2 separate regions of the Homo sapiens genome follow, and region 1 is linked to region 2. The links are chromatin loops, found by intact Hi-C in ENCODE. Cell type or tissue: left ventricle myocardium inferior. All regions are shown on one strand. Each heading gives the region's core, and the rest is flanking DNA. Links, peaks and the distances in the headings are about the cores only.

Region 1 (2,924 bases), core at 110-2,609, 250 kb before region 2:
GCTCAACGTTATTAGTCATTAAGCAAAGGCAGCGGGAGGTGAGAGGGCAGGACAAAACAAAAGAAAAAAAAATAAGCTAAGGCAAATTAAAACCACAAGAAGATATAACTACACATCCCTTAAAATGGCTACAATGGAAAAGATGGATAATAGCAAGTATTGGCAAGGATTTTGAGAAAATGAATCTCATGGATCTCTGGTGAGACTAAAATAATAATGCCACCTTGGAAAACTGGCAGTTTCTTATGAAGGTAACTGCAACCTTACCATACAATTAATTTGTGAATTCCACTCTTAGGAATCTACCCAAGATAAATTAAACATATATCCACATGAAGATTTATATATAGATGTTCACAGCAGCATTATTCATAAGCCAAACACTGGAAAAAAATCCAACTACTCACTAACTGGAATGGACAAACAAAACGTAATACTCATGCAGTGAAATACTACTCGGTGATTAAAAGGATGAAACTACCAATATATGTGACAGTATGGATGAACCCCAAAAAGTTACGCTGTGTGAAAGAAATCAGATACAAAAATTACATATTATATGACTCGTTTATGGAATTCCCAGAAAAAACAAATTTATAGAAACAGAAATCTGAGAAGTAGTTACAGTAGCTGAGGGATTAGAATTGGTGACTGACTACAAATGTGTGGGAGATAAATTTTGGGGGAGATGCAAACATTCTAGAACTGTATTGTGCGGTTAGTCGCATAACTCTATAAGTTTACTAAAAATCAATAGATGAAATTTATAGGATGTAAATTATACCTCAATAAAGCTGTAAAAATGTTTAAAATCAATATATGTAAAGAAATCTGCATTTTACAGAAACTAGATTTCTTAAGTATATTTTTATTTCCCTTATTTAAAGTAAATTAAGTGCAAAACAGTTTGCTTAAGGCTGGAGAAGGAATACAGAAAATAGGCGGAATTTCAATAGGGTGGATGTAATGAAAAGTTTAGCATATTTCAAGCAGATGAAATAGCAAGAACAAAGGAAAGAGGCAAAAAAATAGGGCACGTTTGAAGATCAGTCTACTTGGCTGATGAAGGCCAGAAATCAAGCAGTCAGTGGTTCAATCTCCTGAATTCCAGCTGATTGTTTCTCCTCAAGCAGAAGCCTGTATCTCATACAAGTAGCAGCCACCACTTTACTGTAAACATCCCATACTAGATGACGATTCGTTATCCAAAGCCTTTGGCATTGATCAGTTAAAACATTAGGCTTGCCAAAATATGACACTTACATATACATGAATCATAAATTACTGTTTCAAAAAAGCACTCTTCTAAAAAAAAAACAACTTAAAGTTTTTAGAATCACATCATTTTAGGAATGGAATGGGCCTTAGAAATCACCTGTTCAGTGTCTTCATTAGGAAGGTGTGTATGTGCACAGACACACACACGCATATATACACGTAAGTCCATACTTATAAGCATACAGAACTTTGTAAGTACTTTTTATTTTTCACTTCCCCCAGCCTGAATAATTTTCAAATAAGGACAGCCACCATAAGGGAAAATATAAGAACTAAGAAGTCCTAGCGATCACCTTGACAACGGTATTTTATCCCACTCAGCAGAGGGCGCTATTTCCCCACCCTGCACCCCCACTGCTGAATGAGGCTACAACACATGTGACAGCTGAGTGGAAAGGTTATGACACTGGTTCTTCTGCCCACAGGGTAGATCTGGGGAATTCGTGCATCAAGATATATACACTACCTTGTGAAATTCTAAAAGATCTTTTTGATGTTTTTTTGTCTTAATCTAAATTACTCTTGTGGGAAGTTTTGAGTCAACATGCTAGAATCAGCAATAGCCCGGGAAATAAGGCTTCTCAACTTGACGATCAGTGCAAAGTATACGCATGCATTCGCCCAGAGGATGGGGGACAGTGTTTCAGCACAATTTAAACCCTAGGAGTTAATTTCTTTGTAAGCACTACACTCACTTTTTTTGACAGTAGGACTACTAGGGAATCAAATACCCCTTTCAGAATCTGATTAACCTAAGAACACACCAAAAATTTCCAAAAGTTTATTTGTCTTCTATGAGGCCCATTCTAGGACCCCTGGTAATTCATACTAAAACACTGCATTGGAGATATTTTAAAAATTGATGTCCTCATTTATTAAATTACTTTATAAATGGAGAGGATTCAGGCATTTTTTAAAAATCCTCATTGTTCTCCCAGGTGTGGATTCAACTTTCTACTATTATAACTTGCTTGGTTAGAAGCCATTTTTAGAAGTGAGATACAAAATGAGCTGCATTTGGAAAACAATCTGTTACTTCCCTAAGGTCTGTGTGATTAGTAAACACGCAAAACCTTAACCAGAGGCACTGCAAAGCCAGAAATACAAATGGCAAATGCAAATACAGTAGCAAATGGCAAAGATCACAGTGTCTCCTTTTACTGAAATAAATGTTTATTTGACCTGGAAAGAGATGTTGTCAGTGCAATTTGGGGCCAGCAAATCAAAATTTGAAAAAGCTGCTTGCTGTGATTTTCTTGCTCAATAACAAGCATAATTTTGCATGGCCTAAGGTAGATGTTTTTCTAGACACACCTTTTTTTTTCTTAAGGAGAGCTTGATACAAAATGTTTCTTCTGAAATTCTTGCATGTTAATATTGATTTCAGTTTGGCATCTCATACGCACACTATTAATTCTTGTCTCTCAAAATTATTGTTAAATTAGAGCAGAAAACTAACACACAGAAAGGCTTTTTCTCAAAGGCTTCTTTCAACTGTACAGTCTCTATGACTATAAACATGAATGTGTTGCCTCAACTCAAGATGCAAGTACGGATGCTCAGTTTCCACCCACAGAAGATTAAATATGGAAAGGACCAGAGGTTATTTCATCCAATCCTCTGATTCTGAAATGACCAGAGGAGTT
Region 2 (2,924 bases), core at 275-2,774:
TGCTTGAACCTGGGAGGCAGAGGTTGCAGTGAGCTGAGATCATGCCACTGCACTCCAGCCTGGGTGACAGAGCATGACTCCCTCTCAAAAAAAAAAAAATGTAGCTAGGCCTGGTGGCACATGCCTGTCTGTAGGCCCAGCTACTCAGGAGGCTGAGGCAGGAGGATCGTTTTAACCCAGGAGGCAGAGGTTGCAATGAGCCAAGATTGTAGCCGCTACACTACAGCCTGGGAGAGGGGAGTAAACCCTAACTAAAAAAAAAAAAAAAATCTGGGTGCAGTGGCTCACCCCTGTAATCCCAGCACATTGGGAGGATGAGGTGGGCGGACCACGAGGTCAGGCGATTGAGACCAGCCTGGCCAACGTGGTGAAACTCCATCTCCACTAAAAATACAAAAATTAGCCAGGTGTGGTGGCACGTGTGTGTAGGTCCAAGTAGGTCCAAGTAGGTCCAAGTTGGTCCAAGTTCTTGTCTCATGACCAGGAAGAATTAGGCACATGGACACTGGAGAGTGAGTGGAGTAGAATTTATTAAGCGAAAGGAAAGCTCTCAGCAAAGCGGGGACGTGGGGTAGTGGGGGTGGTTCCCCTACCCAAAGGTGGGAAAAAGTCCCCCAGTATGGCTGAGCTTGGGGCCTTTTATGGGCTCAGAATAGGAAGTGCATGCTGATTGGTTTGTGAGTATGCAAAAAAGATTAAAGTGAAGACATCACTCAAAGGTGGGCACAACAGTGTAGAAAACCAACAGAAAAGGGTAGGTATATGTAAAGTAGGTGAAGGGTGGGGATCAATCAGAGGAAAGCATGCCAAACGGAAAGACAAGTTCTCAATCTGGTCTGAGAATTTAACTTGTAGCTTGGCTTTCAGGCTTTAAACTGTCTTCAGCTTGGAGGTGGTGTTTCACCAGGGACCTGCCCCTATCTGCCTAGGCATGTGGCTGCCTCCTGCCTCCCTCAGTGAGACTCAGTTTAAAAAAAAAAGATTCCCACTCTCACTCAGTTTCTAATACTCTACATTCTCAACAACCTTACTATTGCCTGGCCATGATTTTTGTATTTGTAAAATGAGTAGGGATGGACTAGATGATCTCTGAGGCCTTTCTACATTCTCCTTTCCCTTTCCTTGAATTCCCCACTTTCTTTCTTCTTCACCTAGAGATAAACTAGTTTAGGGGATATCAAACTATTTCTTTTGAGTCTACACACCTGTTGATTCATATTTTGTATTCTGAACAGTCTATAAACCTGGGCATCCAATAACACAGTTTCAGTTAACACGAGGAAGAACATTACCTAAATTTACAGTGTCCTAAGTAGGTTTATTTCCAATACTGTTAAATCAGTAGTTTTAAGACTTTTTAAAGCAATGGACTTTTTAAAAATAAAAATGTAAACTTAATTTTAATATAAACACCGTTTGCTCCATTTTGTCCCCTTTTGTTTATCTCTAGTACATGTCTTAAACATCAGTAAGCTTTTTGTAATGTAATTATTATTATTCCCTTGGTGAACTTCCTGAAATTAAGAAATATTCAAATGCTTCAATGTGTCTTATTACTTTATCAATTAAATTTAAATTTTAAATTTTATTTGATTATGTTTTCAGTTCAAACTAGTATATAGTTTGTATACTAAAATCTTCTGGAAATATTTGTGTCAGAGAAATATTACTCTTTATTGCCAAAGAGCACTGATTACACCGCTTGTAATCTCTAAACAGCTTCGGGCTTTCAAGGTTATAATTGTAGACCTACATTGCCACCTAATGGTAGGAAGCTTAATCACACCATATTTTAAGTTGGAAACGGGTTTTTTTTTTAATGTATGCAAAATGTTAAAGCAGTCTCTTCCTATGAGAACTCTATATTATAATAGAGTTGGCAGAAGAACAGGGTAAACACGCACCAGACTTATTGGCAAGACTAGAGATTGAATTTCTATTCCCTCACTGATCTACCATCTCTGAGTCCCAGCTCCTCTCAGACACAGGTATTAAGGATCTTCAGATTTCATCCTACCCACCTCCCCACCCTCACTCCTGTCCTTATGCCAAACCTGTTCTAGTCCTCATATGTTAAGATGCTAGTTCTGGATGACCAATTGGCGTCTAGAATCAACTTGGAATATGGCTGGTGTCTGGGTTGCTAAAAGATGAGTTCCTGCTTTAGCATCCACATGTACCCAAGTCAACACTCTTATCATGAATTTCCCTAAAGCCATATGTTTCCTGTCTTTAAAAAAACTCCCTGATGAAGCTGGAATCCAATTATGAACCTCTGCATTGCACCCCAGGTGCCTGTAAACTAAAGCCCACAGTGCAATTTCAGCACATCAGATTCCTCTCTACATGGAGGAGTCACGAAAAAAAGAATAGTTGGCTAAATTCGCCTTACCCCAAGACTTTGAGCCAAGAATCAGCCACCTGTCCAATGTAAGCATCAGCAAGACTATAGAGCTTGGGCCAGGGGTCACCAAATCAGAATCCTTGGCTATATCTCTAGCCCAGATGAGAGTCAAAGTATTCACCCTAGTCCTGGATGCTGTAATTAGGGGTGCTTCTTCTTGGGAGCCAGCTCTAAGCCAGGTATGTAACCCTCATTCTCCCTATCTTACCATATCTACCTGGTATGGGTAGCCAGTAAGCCTCTTTACACTGTCTTAGAGGTTTTTATAACAGGCAAGAAATGGCACAGAGAAAAAGAACAAAACGCAGATGAAGAAGTAATAACAAGAACAAGAAGAAAAAGAAAGGAAAAGGAGAACTTGTGTCAGAGAGAAATACGTTATGGTATTATATACAACGCACCCACTCCAGGACTAGACATTTCTGTAGTGAAGATATTGAAGGAACAGCCAAGATGAATGGAAACACAGGACTTCAAAGACATAATGTATAGTTCAATGGATATTCTACTGGTACAATAG

What was found. Peaks named below come from ENCODE experiments on the same cell type or tissue, not always from the same donor. Only the 100,000 strongest peaks of a DNase experiment are listed, where the experiment ranks them.
Region 1: a loop joins it to region 2, with 4 times the contacts of the local background. A loop is called at or near these places in 72 of 110 quality-filtered maps.

Annotation. Positions count from the first base shown.
Region 1 is chr4:47,684,869-47,687,792 of GRCh38, forward strand. All of the region lies in intron 6 of CORIN (corin, serine peptidase), which reads right to left. Among named protein-coding and RNA genes, the nearest start is that of MIR8053, 34 kb to the left of the region's middle. In left ventricle myocardium inferior, for the core only: a CTCF peak has its summit at 1,601 (motif pointing right); a DNase peak (open chromatin) is centred at 1,623; H3K27ac peaks cover 364 bases.
Region 2 is chr4:47,932,248-47,935,171 of GRCh38, forward strand. The region is part of intron 1 of LOC101927157 (a long non-coding RNA gene); the gene reads left to right. Among named protein-coding and RNA genes, the nearest start is that of NFXL1, 19 kb to the left of the region's middle. In left ventricle myocardium inferior, for the core only: CTCF peaks have their summits at 1,765 (motif pointing left) and 1,968; no DNase peak of the experiment used is centred there; H3K27me3 peaks cover 654 bases.